5 separate regions of the Homo sapiens genome follow, and regions 1, 3, 4 and 5 are each linked to region 2. A link is a loop called in an ENCODE intact Hi-C map of the cell type or tissue named here. Cell type or tissue: mammary epithelial cell. All regions are shown on one strand. Each heading gives the region's core, and the rest is flanking DNA. Links, peaks and the distances in the headings are about the cores only. Region 1 holds the start of LINC03055 (long intergenic non-protein coding RNA 3055). Region 2 has its middle 81 kb from the start of LINC03055. Region 3 overlaps RREB1 (ras responsive element binding protein 1). Region 4 has its middle 97 kb from the start of LINC03055. Region 5 has its middle 28 kb from the start of LINC03055.

Region 1 (4,551 bases), core at 256-4,255, 80 kb before region 2:
CCATGTTCTAAAACGTGCACGTGCCCCTGGCGTGGTGTGATATGATAAGTCTGCAAAACGAGCTCTTGGTGGGAATGCATTTGGGGCCTTATCAATCAACCCCAAACAGTGTAGACACAGACAGAGATGGGCGTGGCATTGAAGCCAGAGTGTTCTAGGTACTGTGTGTGTGCTGGGGGTAATGTGTAAGTTCTGTTTCCCAAGATGTTGGGAAGAAACCCTGCCTGCCTGGAGTGGCTTCTGGGATGCAGCCTCGGAGCAGGCCTGGTGGTGCAGGAAGCATCTGGCTGTCACGCCTGGAGCTAGTGTGCCCCTGGCCCCCGGCCTGCTTGCTGGCCAGCCTGGAGCATGGAGGGGGAAGAAGCTGCAGAGGAAATTGGTGGGTGAGGCCACCACGGGTTTGCAATAGGTCTCAACCTGTCACCGTCAAGGCGGGGCCTCCCATAAAAGGCCTCTTTAGCCAGAATTTGGGTTCCTTTTGAGCCTTGTACAGCACAAAATGAATCCAAGACAAGCAGACAGTCTGGTTTTACTCCTTCGGTTGATATATTTTAAACTCTGTAGTGCATATTTACATTTTTAACCACATGCTGACTTACTGTTTGTGTGGGGAGGTCTGTGCTCTCCTAGTGCCTTGTCACGGGGAAAGGTCATCCGAGGCTGGGCTCCTTCATGCAATCACCAAGTCTGGCTGTGGGAGAAAAGTCCTGAGTCCTTGGGTAGCTGTTGTGGTACCTGCTCTGAGAAGTCCCCCAGCCACTGGGCCTGGACCTGTCCTCAGCTGCCAGTTCAGTGGGTCTCGCCTGCACCCCAGGCCGTCTGTCATCTGGCCAGGCTCTGACACAAGGGTCACGGGGCTGGGGGAGGCTCCTGGCCAGGTGTGGCGAGGGGCAAGCCCACACAGAAGGCAGCCCTCTGCCCAGGAGCCTGCGGGTCTCCAGAGCCTGCTTGCACAACGCTTCCTGCGTGCGTTTGCATCACAGCCTCAGCAACTGTCGCGTCAGCATGTGACCTTTACAATTGTTGACAAGGAGCCACTTCTGGAGACTGTGCTCAGAAGGAGGAGTCCCTCTTCCCGCCACTCTCCTGCCTGCCTGCCCCACACGCTGCGGCCCACCGCTGGCCACTTGGCATTTTATTTCATTTAATTTTAAATTTATGTTTATTTTTTGAATTGATTTTATTCTGTTTTATTAATTTAATGTAATGTTATTTTAAAGATGGGGTGTCGCTCTGTTGCCTAGGCTGGTCATGAACTCCTGGGCTCAAGTGATCCTCCTACCTCAGGCTCCCAAAGTGCTGGGATTACAAGTGTGAGCCACCATGCCTGGCCTATTTATTTTAGAATTTATTTTATTGTTATTTTTAACCTCACTGCCTGATGCGCACTTTTGGAGAATTTGGCACTTCTCCCTCCCTGTGAAGACCCAAGATCGGCCCCCGTGTCCTGGCATCACTGCTGTCACCTCCAGGCATAGTTTGGCAACAGCCCCACCAGCACACACACGCACCCCCTGATATTTTCTGATTCTCAGTGGGGCTCGAGGAGCCTCCTGCTCCCAGCTTTATCTGACCTGGGGAGGAGTCGGGTGAAAGGAAAGGTACAGGGCACCTTGTAGAAGACCTGGCAGAGGAGGCTGGAGGAGGGAAACATTTCCGGGCAGGAAAACACTAATAGGGCCGTTCAGCGGCTCTCAGGCCTAGAGGGGTGTGATCCCTACAATTCAAGGCAGGCCCCAGACCCGCCTGGGCTTAAGGGCTGCAGGGGGATCCTTTTCTCTCCCTCATTGCAATTTAGGCCATTCTTCCCTGGAACACACGAGTCAGAGTCAGCCAGGTAAGAGGCAGAGAGAAAGCCAATTCCTGTACCTGGAGGAGATGTGGATGCCATGGAAACTTGGTGCCCTTGGAGGCTGCATGAAGTTGAAAGTGGCACGGTGGCAAGCCCGGGAACTGGGAAGCGGGGATCAAGGGAGAAGAAAATTGAGATTTTATTATGTATCCTCTTAAGCATTGTGACAATTTTATCCCACATATAGAAGAATTTTTTTTAACATTACACTAAAAAAGTTGCACAACTTTTCACTGATTTCTTGGAAATAGGAAGATACAGAGATTCTCCGAGTGACTCACGGTCAGCCTCTACTCATGGGCATGGGTGCTGATTGTTTCAGCCACTGGTACCTCCTTGACTGCTTCCCAAAGCCAATTAATCACTAAGCTCTACTAGTTGTAGCTCTTAAACATTCTTTCAATACATGGATTTCTCTTTATTACCCCCTAATTCAGGAGTCAGTAAACTATGGCTCTTAGGCCTGATCTGTCTGCTGACTGGTTTGTAAATAAAGTTTTATTGGAACATGGCTATGTTCATTCATTTGTATACCATCCAAGGCTGATTTCTTTTTTGAGATGGGGTCTCTGTGTCACCCAGACTGGAATGCAGTGGTGCGATCTCGGCTCACTGTAGCCTCAATCTCCCAGGTCCCAAGCGATCCTCCTACTTCAGCTTCCTGAGTAGGTGGGACTACAGGCATGCGCCACCATGCCTGGCAATTTTTGTTTGTTTGTTTTTTTGTAGAGATGGTGTCTCATCATGTTTCCCAAGCTGGTCTCAAACTCCTGGGCTCAAGAGACCCACCTGCCACAGCCTCCCAAGGTGTTGGGATTACAGGCGTGAGCCATGGTGCCCAGCCCATGGCTGATTTCTTTATTGTTTTCTTTTCTTTTTGAGACAGGGTCTCACTCTGTTGCCCAGGCTGGAGTGTAGTGGTACAACCACAGCTCACTGCAGCCTCGAACTCCTGGGCTCAAGCTGTCCTCCCACCTCAGCCTCCTGAGTAGCTGGGACTACAGGCATGTACTACCACATCTGGCTAGTTTTCAAATTTTTTTGTAGAGATGGGGCCTCGCTTTGTTGCCCAGGCTGGTCTCGAATTCCTGGGCTCAAGTGATTCTCCCACCACAGCCTCCCAAATTGCTGGGATTACAGGCCTACGCCACTGCTCCGGCCCATGGCTTCTTTTCTTGCTAAAAAGACAGAGCCGAAGATGCCCCAGATATTTGTTATCTGGCCCTTTACAGAAAATATTTGCTGACTCCTGCCCTAATTCATCCATTAGCGTCTTTCAGTGGAGTGAGTGAAACATCTTCCTAACTGATGTCTATGCCTCCAGTCTTGTTCTCCTCCCATCTATTTTCCTCACTCTGGCCTTTGTAAAGGGAAAATCTGGTTATGGCACTTGGCTGCTTGCTCCGCTGCCTCCTTCTGCTCTCTTGATGGATTCTAAACACCTTCTCATGGTCTGCAGGATTCTTCCACTCAGCCCCCGCCCTCCTTTCGCCACTGTGCCACGTTCAGCTGTATGCAGCTTCCAGCCACCGAGTTCCCACGGCACCTAGGTCTCCCTGCAGGTGTGGCCATTGGTGTGTGCTGCTTCCTCTTCCTGGAATTACCTTTCTGTCTGCTCCTTACCTGGCCAACTCTGACTCATTCTACAGTTCTCAGGAAAGCCTGTTGGCTTCCCAAGGCTGGGCTAGGAGGCTTTTCTGTGTGCTTCCATGGTGCCAGGTTATATTGAAAATTTCATTTGCTTCCTTCCTTCTTTCCTTCCTTCCTTCCTCTCTTCCCCCCTCTTCTATATATTGTATTAGTCACTAATTGCTCTAAATACAAAAAAACAAAACAAAACCAAAATAATCCAAAGCTCCCTGCTGCTCTCGGAGGCTTGCATGCTGGTGGGCAGAGATAGAAATTAAGCAAGATTAGGAGGTAGGGTAGAGAATATTAGAGAGGAAGATGTCTTGAGAAGAAGAAATAAATCAGGAAGAGGATATGAAATACTGGGGGTGTTGACATTTTAGATGGGGTGGCTAGACAAGGCCTCCCTGAGAAGGCCTCTTTTGGGGAAAGACTTGCAGGATGGGAGGGAGTGAGCAATCTAGCTATTTGGGGAAGAGCGTCTAGAGGTATGGTATGGTGAGGTATGGTATGGTATGGTATGGTATGGTATGGTATGGTATGGTATGGTATGGCATGGCATCTAAAGGTATGGTACAAAGTCCTGAAGACAGGAGAAATGAGGCCAGTGTGGCTAGAGAGGAGAAAAGGAGGAAAAGAGCAGGAGGATGGATAAATGCTATGGGGTGGCCAGGTCCCACGGGGCTGTGGGAAGGACCTTGACCTTTACTCTGAGGAGCATGGGAGCCATTGTAGAGTATTGAGCAGAGGAGTGACATGACCTGTCTGGAGCTTTCCACAGAGTCCTTCTGTCTGCAATTTTACTCTCCATTAGACTGACAAGCTCCTTGAGGGGAGGCACTGTGTCTTGTTCACCTTTATTCTCAGGACATAGCACATCTAGCTTTAGAAGACCTCAATATATATTTAACAAATGAACAATGAATGAATGAATGCATGCATGCATGAATGACTGCTATCTCCCAACCGCCAGATCCTGGCTCCTAAGGGCTCTGGGAATCTTCTCCCTGTGGAAGGAAAGCTCTGGTAGAAAATGCTGCCAACAGCTAAGGCCTCGGGGTTCTTAGCTG
Region 2 (4,551 bases), core at 253-4,252:
CCTGCCTTGTAGGAATGTTGCATGGATCAAAATAAGGCAATGCCAGTGAAAGTGAAATGGGAATGAAAGGAGATAAAGCATTTTAATGATGGGCTGGTGTTGTCCAGGGAATTGCAACCCAGAGGTGATTTGCATGTGCAACTGCATTTTTTTTTTTTTTCGAGACAGAGTCTCGCTCTGTTGCCCAGGCTGGAGTGCAGTGGTGCAATCTCGGCTCACCGCAACCTCCACCTCCTGGGTTCTGCCTCAGCCTCTCCAGTAGCTGAGATTACGGGTGCATGCCATGACAACTGGCTAATTTTTGTGTTTTTGGTAGAGATGGGGTTTCTCCATGTTGGCCAGGCTGTTCTTGAACTACTGACCTCAGGTGATCTGCCCGCCTCAGCCTCCCAAAGTGCTGGGATTAAAGGCGTGTGCCACCAAGCCCGGCTCGTGCAGCTGCATTTATTAGGAAAAGGTTACAGGTAAGAGAAAGTCCTGAATAGCTGTAGCTTAAATATGAGAGAGACATTTGTTTCTCTCCCAGGTTAAAGGCCAAGAAGCCCCCAGTCCAGGAGGGGTTTGGCAACGCCACAATTCTTAGGACCCCGGCTCCTTCCGCATCTCTTCTTTGCCATCCTCCATGTGTCTCCCTGTCTTAGTTTGGGTTCTCTAAAAACCAGAGACTGAGGCCAAAGCTAATGTACAAATACTTTCTTGAGGAATGCAACTCCAGGAAGCAAGAGGAAGGGGGAAAGAGGTGAGGCCGAGAAGGAAGGAGTAGAATACAAAGGGGTGCTTTACGAGGCCGGCCCCAGCTTTCAACAAATGCAGCTAATTGTTTAGTTTCACAGAGTGTCTCTAGAAAGGCCCACTGGGGCTTGGAATAATACATATGAGAAGAAGGGAGAAAAATTTGCCTGGCCATGTCCCCCATTAGTCAAAGTTGGCTTCACGGGGCAGCAGGACTCCACACTTCCAGGTGGCACCAGCTGGCATCTCCTAGCTGGGAAAAGCAGCTCCTGAAACAGCAGCAGGAGCATCTGCATTGTGAACACAGGACCTGGGGCCAGTAAGTGAGCGGGTGTGAGTCAGGGGGACTCTCCACCTGCCCATCTCAGCCCAACAGACCTTGTCTGGAAAGGCCGTGTGTCTACCTGAATGAGTAGATCCCCGGGTTTCTTGCTCTTCACAGTAACAGGGAAGCCCTGAGGCAGGTGGTGGGAGGCATGTGACGCGAGGCATGAAGCAATGTGCTGTTGGGTTGTGCCTACAAGCAACATGGGAAGTCAGGAACATCCACCACCATGGGCCCAGCCTGGCCAGGCAGGTGAAATGTCATGGCACAGTAATCTCTGCCACCAGATGGCATGAAACTCAATGAACCTCATTTAAAAAAATAAAAACTCTTTCATGGTTTACAAGAAGGTGGTGATGTCAGGTGATCCTCTCAGAAGTTTAATGTGGTACTGAGCAGAGGAACCACACTTGAGCAGATCCTGGGAAGTAGATACACTGGCTGAGACATAGACTTCATATGCCAAAGTGGCTGCATGAGCTCCGGCCATCATGTCCACATTCCTGCTAACAAGGATGGTGGAAAGGAAAGACTGAGGCACATTGCCTTTATCTGTGGTCACTTCTAAAAAGTTGGACACTATGCTGGGCATGGTGGCACCGGCCTGTTGTCTCTGCTTCTGGGGAGGCTGAGGTGGAAGGATTGCTTGAGTCAGGAGTTTGAGTTCGCATCTCTAAAATAAAAAAGAAAGTTGCACACAGCATACCTGCTGACTTTTCACTGGCCCAGACTTAGTCCTAATGCCACACCTAGAAGTAAAGCAAAGGCAATATTCTGAGAGATCTCATGCATAGCTGAAAATTGCCAGAATGGTAAAATAGAATATTGAGACGAATTGGCAGCTTATGGCACAGCTGCCAGGGTTGGGAGCGCCTGAGGGGGCACTGCAGAGTGTGCCCAGTGTGTGCTCCCATTTCAAATGGGCATGAGCAGGATGGGAGGGGGAGGAAGGAGAGTGGAGATAAGGGAATGGCGGTGTGGAAGAGGTTCAGGGGAAGACAGAGATGCAAAAGAAGAAGGGAGAGGGAGGAGACAGGCAGTGAGAAACGAGGGTGAGGCAGAAAGAGGGACAAGAGGATTGCCCCACCTGCAGATGGGACTCGTTTTGTTTCTGTGGAAACCATGGAGTTTTTAGTGGGCAACAGATGAGGATGAGGATGAGGGTGGGTTCTTGCCGGCAGCAGCACCTCTGTCCAGCCAGGGCTGATGTCGTGCTAGCCTTGGCCTGTACCCTACCCTCCTCCTGCCCCTTGCCCTAAAACCCAGCCAGGCAGACACTGCCTCCCCCTTTTCTACCTCCTGCCTCCTTCCCCTCCCATAGTCTTGGAGCAGGAAGTCAGACATATTCCTTCTAGGGTCATGTGGACTAGATTCACCCCATCAGCTTGGCATCAGCCTCAGGCTCTTCTGTGGCCCTCTTGCACCTGTACTCTGAAATGGCCTTTCTTGTTTCCAAAAAGCTTCTGGGGAGATGGAAATAAGGTCCAATCTGCAGGACATTATGGCCAAATCAAGGATCCCTAGCCACTTCTGGGGCACTAAGATTGCAGAAGGATCATAGACAGCATTTGCTTAGGACAGACATCACGATGGAACAGAACCGTGAAGAGAGGTGCCCTCCTCGCCTAGTGGTGTCCTGAACTGAAGCTAGCTGGGTGCTTCCCCAAACCTGCGTTAACTGAAACCAGCCAGGTTCCTCCCTGCCCGGCCTCATTACTCATCTTGCCACATCTTTCTTCCTCCCTGAAGGAGGAGCCTGGCCCCAGGTGTGTCTCAGCACTGCAAGACGCTTGGTGCTCGCCCGGCCTCGAAGGCTCACTCATGACAGAGGCATCCATGTACCCCTGGGACACGTCACGGGGTGTGTCCAGCACCAGGAAAGGATCTGCCTTTTTGTGTTTCCCTCCCCTGAGGCAGGGCAGGAGTCGGGCAGGGACTCGCTGGACTGTGAGGAGAAGCAGTGTGTCCTCACCTTTCCACCTTCCTCTGGCCACAGCTTTAGCTGCTGAATGATAACAAGGCTGCCTGCCGATCTCATAAGAGGGCATCTTGGGCAAGGCAAGGAGAAAGGGCTTTGGAGTCTTGAGTTCAAATCCCGGCTCCCCCAGCTGCTGTGCAACCGTGATGTATGACAGCCTCTCTGGGCCTCAGTGTTTGTATCTGCAAGATGAGGCTCTGACATAGACCTGATTAGGTTATGGTGAGGATTACACAATCCCTGCTTGAAAGGCACCTGGCTTGTTCTGAGTAAACCCTGTGACTCCCTTTAATTCCTGGTGGGTGGCTTGCTTGTGCCCTCATGAGGTTCAGCACTTGGCAGTACCCTGTCACCTGTTCATCATTAGCAATGACGGACGCAATGCTTCCTCTGTGACAAAGCCTCATCCGACAGAGCAGGACTGCAGGGCTTCTCCAGGGCTTGGGGAGGGGGACAAGGGCAGTGCGCACAGTTCCTTTTTGTTTGCTGATGCCACACTAGGCACGTGAAAGGGCTGGGTCAGAGAACCCAGCTTGGCCCACGCTGTCTCGGTTGGTGGCCGTCCTCACCTTCCTCACCCTTCAGATCCCGTAGGGAGCCCCTGCGGTGGTGCCATGGACGGGAAGCATCCCACCGTGCTTGTGGCTCACCTCGAGGTCCAGGTGTCACTGCATGGCCTGAAAAGGACTGTCTCCGAGCAGGTGCTCCCTCATCTCCCCTCTCCCGATTTCTACAACATCCTCTTCCCTGGCTCCTCGCCACTCCCTCCACTCTTTTTTCTTTAAACTTTTATTAAAGAATAACATCCCTCAATTTTTTTCCCTCCAACAAAGAACAAGCTCATGACCAAGAACAAAGAGGACATCTTGACCGTGTAAGTAATGATGACCGCTCTGTCCCCAGCTCATAGGGACCCTGAGGACTCCAGGTTGCCTCCCTATGTTGGCTCCTGATTCAAGCAGATGGCAGGGGGGTGTGTCCCAAGGAGCTGGGTGCTGATGTCAGGAGCCCAGCACCCTTGTGGAAGCCAAGAACGACACTGAGGGGGCAAGAAGAGACTGTGATGAGCTAAGTGATGGTGTTGTCCCCAGCACGCAACAAGGGCTGGTGCGGCAACTGGCGACCTGAGAGGGAGGGCTGGTCCCAGCAGGGAGGTGTTCATAGAAGGGAGAGATTTTCGGTGAGGAGTGGCAGCACAGTCATTCTCAACCCAGTGTGTCTTGGGAGATGCCTATGGGGTGGAAGTTGGATGATCAGGCTGTTATTGGGTCAATCTGATTCAAGGAGAGGGAGGAGAGGTGACGTGGCCAGAAGGAGGGCAGGAGGGTGGACAGCAGAGAATGCAGCCGGCCACCCGGGCCATCCCCCTTGCCTCCACTCACTCATCCTTTCCCACCCCTGGGCCGAGGATGCGTCTCATTAGGTAGTTTTCAGATGGGTAAACTGAGGCAGGAGCCATTCCAGGCCCAGAGAGGAGAGCCAGGAAGGCACGTGTTGTAATCCCTGGGTTAGTTTT
Region 3 (4,551 bases), core at 237-4,236, 340 kb before region 2:
GACAACGAATTCCTATTTCTGGTATGCAATTCAAGAAACAGAAATTAGTGGCATTTCCCTTGCCTGACAGTATGACCAATGTCTATACAACAAGAGAATACTTTCTACCTTCAGCATAGCAATCAGGAGGTATAGCTGCCATGCATATGCACAACTATAGTTTAATTTCAAAACTAATTAAAATTTCAAAGGGAACAATTTCTCTTATGGAGAAAAAACCCAAAACACACAAAAACCCTATCTGAATCAGGAACAGAAAAATTTATACCAACCTATATATGTTAACCATGCGTTACAGCAAACCTAAGTGCACAGAAGACTTAAATTCAGTAGTATTAAAAGCTAATATGACAATGTTTCAAATGTATCTATTAATCTGATTATTAAAACCTGGGTCCAGCAATGCTCCACACTTATGTATATAATATCAAACCACTTGAGAACCAGTAGCAGGTATTAGCAACTCTGGGGAGTTTTCAACCCTGGGATTTCCATGAAAATGTCCATTAATATATAACAAGGCCAAGAAAGAGTCTGGTATAGCACCATGGAGTGCTGAAGTGTTCTCTACCTATAAAATGGAACTACTGAGAAGAATAAAATTAGCAAATAACCTTGAAAAAAGAATAAAAAAAAAAAAAAACCAACCAGGCCAGGCGCAGTGGCCCACGCCTATAATCCCAGCACTTTGGGAGGCCGAGGTGTGTGGATCACCTGAGGTCAGGAGTTTGAGACCAGCCTGGCCAACATGGTGAAACCCCGTCTCTACTAAAAATACAAAAATTAGCCAGGCGTGGTGGTGCACACCTGTAATCCCAGCTACTCAGGAGGCTGAGGCAGGAGAATCGCTTGAACCTGGGAGGCGCCAGGTTGCAGTGAGCCGAGATTGCGCCACTGGACTCCAGCCTAGGCGACCAGAGCGAAACTCTGTCTCAACAAAAAACAAACAAAACCCAAAACCTAATAATTTCTGCTGAGTAAATACCTATTATTTTCCAAGTTAGGATTATTCCTCATGGCCAAAAAGCCATGTGGACACTATTCCAGGTGAGTTGTTCAATTCTGGGCACAGACATGAATTGTGGAAGAACACTGGGTAAAATGAAGACAAACTCATAAAAACAGAACAAGTCACCTCTCAAGTCCATTCCAGCTCTAAAATTCTATGGTTTTTTACAGTAAGTCTTAGTTGAGGGCACTCCTTCCTTCCAATTCACCATTTGATGGTTTAAATTTAACTTGAGACTTCCTTTAAGTTCAGTATTCCTTTTCTACAGAGACTATGTTTTCCAGGATGTCTATGACTTCTCTGGTACCTAGGGATCTTTGGTATCATTTGCTTTTAAAAATCCATGACATTTTATATATTCTTTTGGTGATAAATATGCACAATTCACATTAGGAATACAGACAAATGGCCAGGCGTGGTGGCTCACAACTGTAATTCCAGCACTTTGGGAGGCCAAGGCGGGCAGATCACCTGAGGTCAGGAGTTTGAGACCAGCCTGACCAATATGGTGAAACCCCGACTCTACTAAAAATACAAAAATTAGCTGGGTGTGGTAGCACGCGCCTCTAGTCCCAGCTACTCGGGAGGCTGAGACAGGAGAATTGCTTGAACCTGGGAGGCAGAGGTTGCAGTGAGCCGAAATCATGCCATTGCACTCCATTCTGGGCAACAGAGCAAGACTCTGTCTCAAAAAATAAAGGGAATACAGACAACCTGGTATGGTATTTGGACATCATCTGAATCTGTTAATGAATAACTTTTTTTCTACAAATCTGGGCAAAATATATAATATTTTAGTATATGTCTGACTATACTGAAAGGTTTATTCTAACACGTCATGTTAACTCATGAAGCAGCTGCACATCACTGAGGGGGAAGGAAAGTATTCAGAAATTAATTTTCCATATAAAACTCCTGGGTGTCAATCATTCTAAAGTATCTTTCAAACTTCCCTGTTTCCTTAAGCATAGCATGGTGAATCAATGTATGATTAATTCAGCCTTTTGTGGGGGTGACTCAGGATCATCACGATGAACAACTTACACTAGGCTGCCTCTGGAAACTAGTGACATACCCACCCCCCCCCACTTTACTTTTGCCACTGTACCACATGGCTCTGTTGGCCATGCTTGTTTTTCTCAATTGAAAATTTTCCTGAGATAATTGTGGATACACAGGCAGTTTTAAGAAATAACACAGAGGGCTCCTCTGTCCAGTCTGTGAAATTCCCCCAATGGGAATCCGCCATGCCGTTTGAATTCTTGTCTCATCCCCTAACATCTTTTCTGCTTGTTGTCAATGTGTCTCCTTCTGATGGCTTTTTTCCATCCCCAACATTGGCCTCAGAAATGTAGACTGGAAAATGTGAGACAAGGTGGCCAGGGCTGTATCTACAGTAAGAATAAATAGTGCTGAAGTGCAGGCCTAAAGGATCAATGGGAATCAAGGTAGGAGTGTTAGTACCAGGACTTCCTAACACCTTTGTGGCTTTGAAAACTTTATTTTACATACCTCTCCCCCCACGTATACCCTGCTGGCTCTCACTCACTCGCAAGCACATCGGCTGAATATTCTGGACCGAAGAATGCCAAATAAGCGACCTCTACATAAGCAATATACTACTTTTGAGTCAGCTAGCTAATCAACTGCTATATCCACAATGGTAATTGGCAATCCAGCAGTGTCCAGTGTCTTACTGTGAATACTGTCTACCAAGCCAATAATAGTTTGGAATGAATACACGCAGCTTAAAACACAAACTTTTTTTTTTTTTTCCTGAACTCACTGATGTTTCTGAGGAAGTTTTAACTTATCAATCACTGGTACTATGGAACAATTTAATTACCTAAGTTGAAGGAATGAAGTTATAAGAAAGATACAATGAAGAGCATTATGAATGTGCTTTAGAGACTTCAGTAAATAAGAAAACTGTCACTTTGTTCTCCTACTGCATTAGGAACTTCTCAAACAAAGAAGCTTGATGGAGGCAGACAGAGAGGGGCTTATCAGCTTAGGACACGGGATGGATGGTACAATTAACTGTCACACAGTCAGATATAATTCACTCTGATGAGGCCAGAGAAAGAAAACAAGGCAAAGAAAGGGCTCATCTTGTCCCTTTAGGTAATATCCAAATATCCCAGCACGGAAACCATCTTTTCCTCAAAGGTTATCTACACACGTGGCCTGAGAAGAAAGGCAGTAAGCCTTTGGGGAGTTGGGGAGAAGGAAGGAAAAGAAAACAGGAGGAGGAAAAAGGAAGACCTCTTTTCTGAACCACAAATGCCTCATGCTGCGCACTCCAAGCTGAAATGCAGTATGGTAGGTATTCTAAGGGGGAAAAAAACAACTACATTTCTTTCCTATTACTGATTCCTCTCTGCTTCACAGACCCAGCTCGGCCAAGTGGAAAACGGCTGCCATGAGTTCTGCAGAAGCTGCATGTCTTGCCCTGGCAGTCTGAAGGTGAAGCAGGCTTCAGAGGTGGACAGCTCAGGGAGAATCCAGAGAGGACACAGAAAAGCACACCAGGGCACCTTCTCCACGAGCCACCCACAGTCCATTTTACAGGCTAGAGCTCACCCTCTCAAAGTTAGAAGGTGCTCCAAAAACAGCTGGAGACTGGAGACCATAAACTACAAAATGCATGTGATGTTAAGATACTAAGAAAAGTACGGTTTCATTCTAAAACAGATGCACACAGAGAATTGTTTCTTCTGCCATGACAATACAGTTCCTTAGCTTTCAGAGTGCCAGACAAACTAGAATCAGAAACATCTTCCAACCAGTGTGAAGATGGAAGGAAAAAGAGCTCCTTTTCCTCTCCCTCCCCCACCACCTCCTCCCCACCAAAAAAAAAAAAAGAAAGAAGAAAGCCACGACACACCAGAAATAGCCTATGTGAGTCTGCTTCTAACAGCCAAAGGATGTGTGCACTATGAGCGGCTCCCTTGCAATGTGTGTTATAGTGAGCTCAAACATGACTATATATGGTATGTTTACGGAGTGAATGGACACAAACACGAAGCAGAACTTATATCAGACCCAAACTGGCTTTTAAAGAGCTCGGTTCCTCCACATTTATGGCCACAAGACGTCCCCTAAGTCAGAGCTAACTGTGGATACTTCCAGCAGTAATGTCTCCTGACTTGCTGGCACCGAGTTGCAGTGACTCCACCTCACTGCCCTCCCAGGCTGTCTGCGTGTGCACACACTTCCTTCTCCGTCCCCACCTCGCCTCCTCCCCTCCCATCTCCTGCTTTCCCCCTCTCAGGCCATCTACCCCCGGTCCCACAGAGACATAAATGCACATTCAAGAATGCTGCTGCTGAATGGGGCCTATGTTACATGACAGAGGGCATGGTAAGCGGGCCACAGACTGCTCTAGAAACAGATGGCAAGGCTGAGGCCCACAGCCGCTGCCTGCTTCTCACACAACAGGCTCCACAAAGTGTTTTATTCACATCCATGTTCTGCCTAGAAGGAAAGCCAGATACTGAAGTGTGTGTGTGTATCTGTGTGTGTGTGTTGGTGGGGGGAGT
Region 4 (4,551 bases), core at 373-4,372, 180 kb before region 2:
CTCCAACATTGTCAGTGCCTGGACATTTTCCCAGACTCCCACCCACCCACCTCCCGACCTCTTCTTACTCATTGCCCTCATTGCTTGTCACACTATCCTGTAAGCATTGGGTCAAGGGTCTATCTGTCCGCAGTTGGATCATGGTTCTTGACGTTTGTATTCCCAGTGACTAGCACGATGCCAGGCACACAGAGGGGTGAATGATGTGTGTGTGTAACATTTGGAATGACTATAGAGTTCTTAAAAGTTATTTTGATGTTTGAATTTTCAAACAGATAATTGACACATGCAGTACTTTTAAATCAGAAAAAAATGCTGTCAGTAGATGCATTTCAAAATGTTATATATATGTGTGTGTATATATATACACATATATGTGCGTGTATATATATATACATATATGTGTGTATGTATATATATACAGAGCCAGACCCTATTTCAAAAAAATATATTTTATTATATATATAAATAATAATATTATATATATAAAATATATAAATATATATATATTTTTGAGATAGGATCTGGCTCTGTATCCCAGGCTGGAGTGTTAACAGTGTAATCTTGGCTCACTGCAACCTTGCCTCCCTGGCTCAAGCGATCCTCCCACCCTCAGCCTCCCGAGTTGCTGGGACTACAGATGTGCACCACCACACCTGGCTAATTTTTGTATTATTTGTAGAGACAGGGTTTCGCCATGTTGCCCAGCCTGATCTCAGACTCTTGTGCTCAAGTGATTAGCCCACCTGGGCCTTCCAAACTGCTGGGATTATAGGCATGAGCCACTGTGCCCAGACAGCTAAACTGTTTTTAAATGGTGTGTAATTAATAGACAATAAAATGGTTGAGCACAGTGGCTCATGCCTATAATCTCAGCACTTTGGGAGGCTGAGGCTGGTGGATCACTTGAGACCAGGAGTTCGAGATCAGCCTGACCAAGACAGTGAAACTCCACCTCTACTAAAAGTACAAAAAAAAAAAAAAAAGCTGGACGTGGTGGTGCGTGCCTATGGTACCAGCAAGTCAGGAGGCTGAGGCAGGAGAATCACTTGAACCCGGGACGTGAAAATTGCAGCGATCTGAGATCACGCCACTGCACTCCAGCCTGGGTGACAGAGTGAGACTCCATCTCAAAAAACCAAAAAAACTAAATACCATAGACAATAAAATATACAGACCTCGTGTTTAGTTTGATATGTTTTGCAAATTGGCATGCACCTGTGTAACCACCACAAGCAAGACAGAATGCTTCTGTCATTTTATTTTATTTTGAGACAGGGTCTTGCTCTGTCACCCAGGTTGGAATGCAGTGGTGGGATCATAGCTCCCTACAATCTCCAGCTCTTGACCTCAAGGGATCCTCCCACCTTAGCCTCCCAAGGGGTTGAGACTACCGGTGTGCACCGCCATGCTCAGCTGCTTCTGCCATTTTAGAAATTCCTTGTGTGTTACCTTTCCAGTCAAATCCTTCATGCCCTCCAGAATGGCTCACTTTCTACTTTCTGCCATCACAAGTTAGTGTTGCCTGTTCTAGAATTTCATGCTAATGGAATTATACAGTATAAATTCTTTTACATCTGCCCCTTCCCCCTACATCACAACGTTTTTGAGATGGTTCTGCTTAGTAATGGTTTGTTCCTTTTTGCTGCTGAGTAGTTCATTGTATGAATGCACCACAGTTCATTCACCTATTCTCCCAGGATGAGTGGGTGTGTGGGTGAGTGAGGGAGGGATCTTGAACATCTATAAGGCATAAGCCATCCTGAAAACTTGGAGGATGGATCAATGAGAGCGGAACGGTCTGTCTGGCTCTGATCTTGGACCCTCGAGGTCTAGGTAAATAGGTCTATGGTAAATGGCCCCAGACGGATCTGTTCTTTCTTTTGTATTTGTTTTCTCCATTGACCGATGGTTAATACACCTTTCTTCTCAGAGTGACTGTGATGGCACTTCTTGTGCTAATATTTGGCGTCTGCGTTGCAATGGAAGACAGATCACAAAACGTCTTAGAATCATGATCTGAGTCATGGTCTAAGAGGGGGTCTTGTATGGGGACTGCAATGTGGGTTTGGGCTCCTCCGAGGCCTTTTCTTCCCTTCATATTGTGAGTTTCTCAGCTATGTTCCCATGGCTGAAATGGCTCCTGGATGGTACCCTCTAGGCAGTTTGGGTCTCTGAGCTCTGACTTCCTGCTGCTCTGAACACAGGCCTCCCATGCCTACCACCCGGCTCGCCTCTCTCTGCCTGCCCCAGCCTGCATACCCTCCATGCCCGGCCCATCCTCTTGCTTAGCATCTTCAGCACTGACCCCAGTCTCCTGCTTCTATATTGAAACTTGTTCATGTCCCTGAGCCCAACCTGGTGTTCCAGACCCTGACTTCAGCTTTGCCCTCATGACTCATGGCACAACCCTTCCTGGCATGGATACCTCTTCAAAGTGCAACTCTACACAGGGCCAAGGTGTGAGCACCGGAATTGGCCAGCCACACCTTGGCTCATCACACCTGCCCATTACCCCTCCTGATGTGGCAAAGTACTGGCTGTGCCCACTCACACAAAGGGAATCCCTTAACCCTCACAGGGGAGCTCTGAGGCTAGTGATAGTATCCCTGCTTTAGGACACATGCAGAAAAGAAGTGCAGAAAAATGACGTGACTTAACCAAGAAAAAGCCCCCGCCCCCAAAGGCCATGCACTCCACAATGCCTGACAAGTTCCCCATCATGGAACTGGGTGACTAACTGTCCCCATTTGCCTGGGACTCTGCCAGTTTTACCACCTGAAGTTCTGCATCCTGAGAAAACCCCTCCAATTCTGCACAAACTAGGATAGTTAACCTGAAACTTAAAGACAACTTTGAAAAACACAGCCCATTTTAATTAGAAGACCCTCTTGCATTTAGTTCACCCATTGAAACAATGATATTGTCATCTCGAAGTACATTTATTAACCCAAAGGAGGTAACTGTTTAAATAGTACAGCTTGTGTAGAGTATGCCTGTCCGTAGTATCCACCAGCTGCATATCTATTTGTCAGATCATCAGGGTTTGGACTAGGCTGGATTGAGAAGGGGTCAGGGCTCGCCTCCGCAGAGTCCAATAACTCATGTGTTCATGTCTGGAATTTAACACACTGTCGAATCACTACTGCTTTGGGCACTGTGTTCCTAGAACGTATGTAATACACAGTACTGCACTATGGGAGGGGCGTTTACTCCATCTCCCCATACTCAGGAAGTGCCAGCTTGCAGGATCTCTTTATTTTGGAAAATCTCCTAGAAGAAAGCCAAAACAAAAACAAGGAACGCTTTCCATTCTTCTTGCGCAGGAACGCATGCCCTGGGCGAGGGAGACGTGGCCTTCTGGCTTTCAGACTGCAGAGATTCGTAGCTCTTTGCTTCATGTTTTTTCAGCCTTGGGAGAAGGATGTTGCAATCTCACCAAGATTTAGGCTGTTATCAATAAAATGATTTCTTCTCCGCAGATATGTAAGGTTTGGGGAAGACTTATTTGTTACATTTTTATTATTTTATTTTATATTTTTTCTTTCTCGTTTTGTCTTTTCTAATTTTTTTTTTTAATTTTCTATTTTCTGGGGAAGACTTTTAAAAACAAATCTGGGCTGGGCATGGTGGCTTATGCCAGTAATTCCAGCACTTTGGGAGGCCAAGGCGGACGGATCACTTGAGCCCAGGGGTTTGAGACCAACCTGGGCAACATGGTGAAACTCTGCCTCTACAAAAAATACAAAAAATGAGTGAGGCATGGTGGTGGGCACCTGTAGTCCCAGCTACTTGGGAAGCTGAGGCAGGAGGATCGCTTGAGCCCAGGAGGTTGAGGCTGCAGTGAGCTGAGATCGCGCCACTGCATTCCAGCCTGGGCGACAGAGCAAGACTCCATCTCAAAACAAAACAAAAAACCCCAAACAAACAGAAAATCTGGAACTATTGTGGCAAGCAGAGAAAGTGCAGAACAGAATCAGACTTAGGTGCGAGCAGGGATGGCTGAGATCCATGAAACTGAACCACTCTCTAGGCAGAAAGGGATTTGTTTTCAAGCAAGTGGTAGACACATCTCGGAAGAGGGCAACTCATTGTGGGCTATGAGGCCTTGGGGGAGCAGAGGTCACCTAACTTCTGTACAGAAGGGAAGCTGTATATGAGAGAAGGCAAGAAGGCAGGGAAGTTTGGCATTGTGTACGCATGGGCACAGGTGCTTGTGTTTCTGACTCCCAAGGCCACCTGCTTTTCCTTCCAGTGGGGTCTCCCACTTTTGTACTCCCCCTGGTGAAGTGTCACGCAAGTACTAAGTACATTGTATATGATTCTACTGGAACCAGTGACTTTTTTATTTTTGTGAAGGATCTTGGAGTCCCACAGACCTGGATTTGATTTCTTGCTCTGCTACTTAACAGTTTCGTATCCCTGGTGAGTTGTGGAATCCCCTGGCCCTTGGATTCCTCCTCTGTATAATGGGGCAACACGTGCTTGTCTATCTCCAGATGTGTTGCAAGGATAATAAATGAAATATGAGAGTGCTTTGAAAACTATAAA
Region 5 (4,551 bases), core at 171-4,170, 53 kb before region 2:
AAGAGTTGATAAATCTAGGGCTTTCTGTTGGAAAGCTGGAATTTGTTTTCCCCCAAAGGGAAAACATTAGATGACATCAGGCATATATGTACAGGAATTGAGGATGGAAGCAGGGGGGTGTCAGTCCGATATTAATAATTCCGGAGTGAACGTAGAAAGGCATTCAGCATCTGAAGAAAGGCCTGCAGTGGAAGCAGGAAATCTGAGTTTTAGCGTTCCTTCTGCCACTCAGAGGAGGAGCTGAGAAAAAGCACCACGGGTGACAATGCAAGGTCTGCACACATGGGAGTCCCCAGGACCAAGTCTCCAAGGCCTGGGGGAGCAAGTGCAGATGAGAGCATTTTAATTCCAATTTTATAAGGAAAAACAGAATTTCCTGAATAGAATGCCCCTGAACTCCTTTGAGCATGGAGCTCACCAAGGTTTAGGAAACTTGTTAAAAAAGCAAAACTAAGACAAAGAACGCCTCATTATTGTGGTCAGACTCCTCCCCTCCTGCATAGGATTCACTGGAACGTGAATTACAATCTATCAGTTTCACTGTTGTCTCCCCACCAAGAGCCTGCGTGTATAATAAACCCGTGGAGTACTCATACAAGGTGTGATGAGCAGAAGCGCACAAGATTATGTTTATGGGGCGCCTGGAGGACCCAGAGGCTGAGAGTTAGGGCAGCCTATAGGAGAAACAGTCTGTTCTCTCTCCGGTCTCATTTTGCATTTTGGAGTCATTAACCCAGACACTACATTATTTAACCACGTGAGACGGTCTTTCGGGTCTGATTTGAAATCTACAAAAATGAGGAAGCCAAGGGATGAAAATGCAAGGTCATGCTTTAAGCCTGTGTAACATTCAAGGGACTTTCTCCCTAGGAAAGAAAACAGTTGGGCTAGTACGCCCTTCAGATGCTCCAACGTTGAGTTTCCTTTTGTGAAGGATTTAAACCAGATTGTTGCTTTTACTTGAGTTGTGCTGATTATAAATACTTAAATTCCACGACGTATTTTAATTTTCAATGTGCACGATGTCCAGCAAGGAGAATTCTGTCCAACATTTTTTTCCCTGTCCAACACCTAAAGGCTATTCATACCAAGTCAGGCCGTAACTCCACAACTGCATTTCAGCATATCTCCTGTTTACCTTGTACAGTAGTATAGTAATCTGAAATAATTTATACTAGGTGCTTATCTATTATACTTTATACATAAAAAACAAAGACAATTTAGAGAAATAACTTACTACATATTTTGAACGAAACGCCCTGGGATGTGGTGGGGTAGAACAACAAAAATAAAAGAGAAATTTTTAAATCTGAAGGGAATTTTATCCTGAAATATAGATTTTTAGATAGATTCGAAGCAAAGAGGATAATGTGTCATGCTATCTTTTTTCTTTTGTCACAGCTATTTTTAATCTTGATTGGTTCAGAAGTTGAGGCATCCTGAAATTCTACTGGGTCCAGTCATAGCTGCATATACAATATACACCCTTCCCTTTGTTGGCTGTATGGGCATCTTTTTTCATTTCTTGATCTTTTCTCTAGTTGTTGCTTACAACACATCATAGTCAGACGATCAAGATTTATCCTCTCGGAATTTCTCTTAATAGTTCAACTGCTGGAGTCAGACAATTGAGTTCAAGTCTCACTTGCAAGCTCTGTGACCTTGAGCAAGTTCACCAGTCTTTCTAAATCTCATCTGTTAAATAGGCATAATAATGGTGCCAACTCACAGGGCTGGTGAGGATTAAAAGAGATTATTCACATAATGCCCTTAGCCCGGTGTCTGGCACTCAGTAAATTGTGACTGTATTTATCTCTCCTCTGCCAACCTCACCCTGCCTTCATACAGAGCCGTGCCTCCAGGGTGATCGGAAGCCTCAGCACCAGCATCCCCAGCAGCCTGTAAGAAATGCAAGTTTTCCATCCCACCTCGGACCCACACAGTCATCCCTGGGAGATCTATGTGTGGGACAAGTGTCAGAGGCACCCTACACTAGATTCTAGCTTCCTTCCACCTCCGGGTGGTTCTGCACACCAGCTCACACTTTGCTCTCAGGTCCTGCCCCACCTCATTCCTGGGAACAGTCCGGCTGCAGGTGTGGAAAGAGATGGAGGTAGATTCTGGGAAAGGGCTGTTGACTCAGTACTTCTGGATGGACCAAGGGCGTGGAGGGTATTTGGCCCATCCCTGCCTCAAGCACAGCCAGCAGAAAGGGGAACTGAAAGGAATTTCTGAGTATGCCTCAAGGAAGCCAGGGGAATTAAGCAAGCCCTTGGGGGAGGGGAAGGGCCTGAATCCCTGAATAAAGGTGAGGCAAGTCGGCTCTGGGATGCAAGCTTCCCAGTAAGGCTGCAACGGGATGCCCAGCTCCCTGATCAGCAGCTCTCCCTCTCCGTCACTCCACACCCTTCCGCCAGCCCCAGGGGACAGCGGCTGCATGTCCCAGCTGCACTGCCTGCTTTCCTCCACAGCTGTACCGGGAAGACAGTCCAGCCCCCACCCGTCACTCCTCTGACAAACGTTTGCCCTGGTCACCACGTATCTGGGTCATAACCAACAGATCTGCTTATTTGCCTCATATGGAAAGTTGTGAGCTCACTCAGGCCAGGATTTCAGTCATTCCTGCAACCACTATTTACCAAGTACACTGTGGCCAGGCTTCATCTGGGGGCCAGGATACAGCTGAGAACAAGGCAGACGAGGACCACAGCTAGCACCCCTTGTCCCGGCAGACTCATCCCACCAGCGGGGCTCGACTGATCCCCTTGCCTCTGCTCTCCCTCCCTAGGCTCCACCTACTCAGAAGTCCTCGGGCAGCATTTAAGGACACGAATCACCTGACTTCACTGCGGGGAAATCCTCTCACGGCATGACTTCCTGTCACAGTAGAATAGAACCCACGCTCCGACCCATGACCTACAGCTCTCAGCATGCTCACTCTAAGAGCTCTGCCAGCTTACAGCCCTCACGTCCTCATGGTGCCAGCAGCCTCCAAACCTGGTCCTGCGACACAGGATCTCTGTTGGTTCCTCATCCTGGGATGCTTTTCCCAGACCCTCCATGTCTAGCTCCTTCCTCCCATTATCTGACAGCTCTGTGGAATGCAACCCCACCCACCCATCATCACTATCTCCCATTCTGCCTTAGTTTCTTCCTTCGTTCTTCCTTTTCTTTTTGACAAGGTCTTGCTCTGTTGCCCAGGCTGGAGTTCAATAGTGCAATCATGGCTCACTGCAGCCTCAACCTCCTTGATCCTTGATCCTCCCATCTCAGCCTCCCAGGTAGCTGGGACCACAGGTGTAAGCCACCAAACCTGGCTAATTTTTGTTGTTGTTGTTTGCGTTTTTGAGAAAGGGTCTCACTCTGTTGCTCCCTGGGTTCAAGTGATTCTCCCATCTGAGCCTCCCGAGTATCTGGGACTATAGGCACGTGCCACTACGCCCGGCTAATTTTTGTTTTTGTTTTTGCTTTTGTTTTTGTTTGAGACTGAGTCTCACTCTGTTGCCCAGGCTGGAGTGTAGTGGTGCAATCTCCACTCACCGCAACCTCCACCTCCTGGGTTCAAGCGATTCTCCTGCCTCAGTCTCCCAAGTAGCTGGGATTACAGGCGCATGCCACTATGCCCGGCTAATTTTTGTATTTTTAGTAGAGATGGGGTTTTGCCATGTTGGCCAGGCTGGTCTTGAACTCCTGACCTCAGGTGATCCACCCACCTCAGCCTCCCAAAGTGCTAGGATTACAGGCATGAGCCACTGCACCCAGCCAGACTTGCTAATTTTTGTATTTTTTTTGTAGAGACGGAGTTTCACTATGTTGCCCAGGCTGGTCTTGAACTTCTGGGCCAAGTGATCTGCCAAAGTGCTGGGATTACATGTGTGAACCACCATGACTGGCCTGCCTTAGTTTTCTTAGTAGTATTTATCCCTGCCTAAAATTCTCTTCGATGACTATTGTCTTACACATGCATTTGTTTACTGATTTCTCTCCTTCCCTAGAACGTACAAGTTCCATGGAAGCAGAGACTTAGTTGGCTTGTTCACCACTCTATCTCCAATGCCTAGATGGTGGCTGGCACTCATGAGGAGCTCAATAAATATATGTTGAATGAATGGATGGAAAATGGTTGGATTTGGAGTTTATAGAATATCTCACTAAATTCTGGTCCTGAGGTCTTTTTTCTCCCACTCCCTCAGTAGAGGCACAGGCTTTTGAGATGGCCAGCAGGCTGCAAATGTGACTCCTTAGTCTCTAAGATTTGTTAGGGTGTCAATGATGGAAATCTAATGATACTTCCTGGCTCTAGTAGAAGTCCTTCAGGACGTCAGAAAATAGATTTAGGGAAAAGTTGCTATTGAATATTAGCCTGGGAGTAATAAACATTCATTGGTAATTTTCTTACAGTACAGATACTATTTTTTTTTTTTGAGACAGAGTCTCACTCTTGATCAGGCTGGAGTGCAGTGGCATGATCGCGGCTCACTGCAACCTCCGCTTGCTGGGTTCAAGTGATTCTCCTGTGCCTCAGCCTCCCCAGTAGCTGGGATTACAGGT

What was found. Hi-C counts contacts between places; a loop is a spot of excess contacts. Peaks named below come from ENCODE experiments on the same cell type or tissue, not always from the same donor. Only the 100,000 strongest peaks of a DNase experiment are listed, where the experiment ranks them.
Region 1: a loop joins it to region 2, with 8 times the contacts of the local background. A loop is called at or near these places in 6 of 110 quality-filtered maps.
Region 3: it touches region 2 in a loop (2.3-fold over the local background); 5 of 110 quality-filtered maps call a loop at or near these places.
Region 4: a loop joins it to region 2, with 2.9 times the contacts of the local background. A loop is called at or near these places in 2 of 110 quality-filtered maps.
Region 5: a loop joins it to region 2, with 4 times the contacts of the local background. A loop is called at or near these places in 11 of 110 quality-filtered maps.

What each region holds. Positions count from the first base shown.
Region 1 is chr6:6,882,082-6,886,632 of GRCh38, reverse strand. It overlaps LINC03055 (long intergenic non-protein coding RNA 3055), which reads right to left and starts at 960. Exons shown (of 3, transcript XR_926430.2): 1 at 600-960. All of the region lies in intron 1 of LOC105374903 (a long non-coding RNA gene), which reads left to right. In mammary epithelial cell, for the core only: no CTCF peak of the experiment used is centred there; no DNase peak of the experiment used is centred there.
Region 2 is chr6:6,802,074-6,806,624 of GRCh38, reverse strand. No RefSeq gene overlaps it. Among named protein-coding and RNA genes, the nearest start is that of LINC03055, 81 kb to the left of the region's middle. RefSeq lists enhancers at 2,432-2,571, 2,582-2,641, 2,892-3,071, 2,381-3,580. In mammary epithelial cell, for the core only: CTCF peaks have their summits at 1,295 (motif pointing right), 2,683 and 3,371; a DNase peak (open chromatin) is centred at 2,844; H3K4me3 peaks cover 153 bases; H3K27ac peaks cover 3,593 bases.
Region 3 is chr6:7,146,088-7,150,638 of GRCh38, reverse strand. All of the region lies in intron 1 of RREB1 (ras responsive element binding protein 1), which reads right to left. Among named protein-coding and RNA genes, the nearest start is that of RREB1, 40 kb to the right of the region's middle. RefSeq lists enhancers at 4,042-4,191, 4,450-4,551. In mammary epithelial cell, for the core only: no CTCF peak of the experiment used is centred there; DNase peaks (open chromatin) are centred at 2,038 and 4,208; H3K27ac peaks cover 2,137 bases.
Region 4 is chr6:6,980,022-6,984,572 of GRCh38, reverse strand. No RefSeq gene overlaps it. Among named protein-coding and RNA genes, the nearest start is that of LINC03055, 97 kb to the right of the region's middle. In mammary epithelial cell, for the core only: no CTCF peak of the experiment used is centred there; a DNase peak (open chromatin) is centred at 2,432.
Region 5 is chr6:6,855,006-6,859,556 of GRCh38, reverse strand. No RefSeq gene overlaps it. Among named protein-coding and RNA genes, the nearest start is that of LINC03055, 28 kb to the left of the region's middle. RefSeq lists an enhancer at 1,702-2,901. In mammary epithelial cell, for the core only: no CTCF peak of the experiment used is centred there; a DNase peak (open chromatin) is centred at 2,206; H3K27ac peaks cover 249 bases.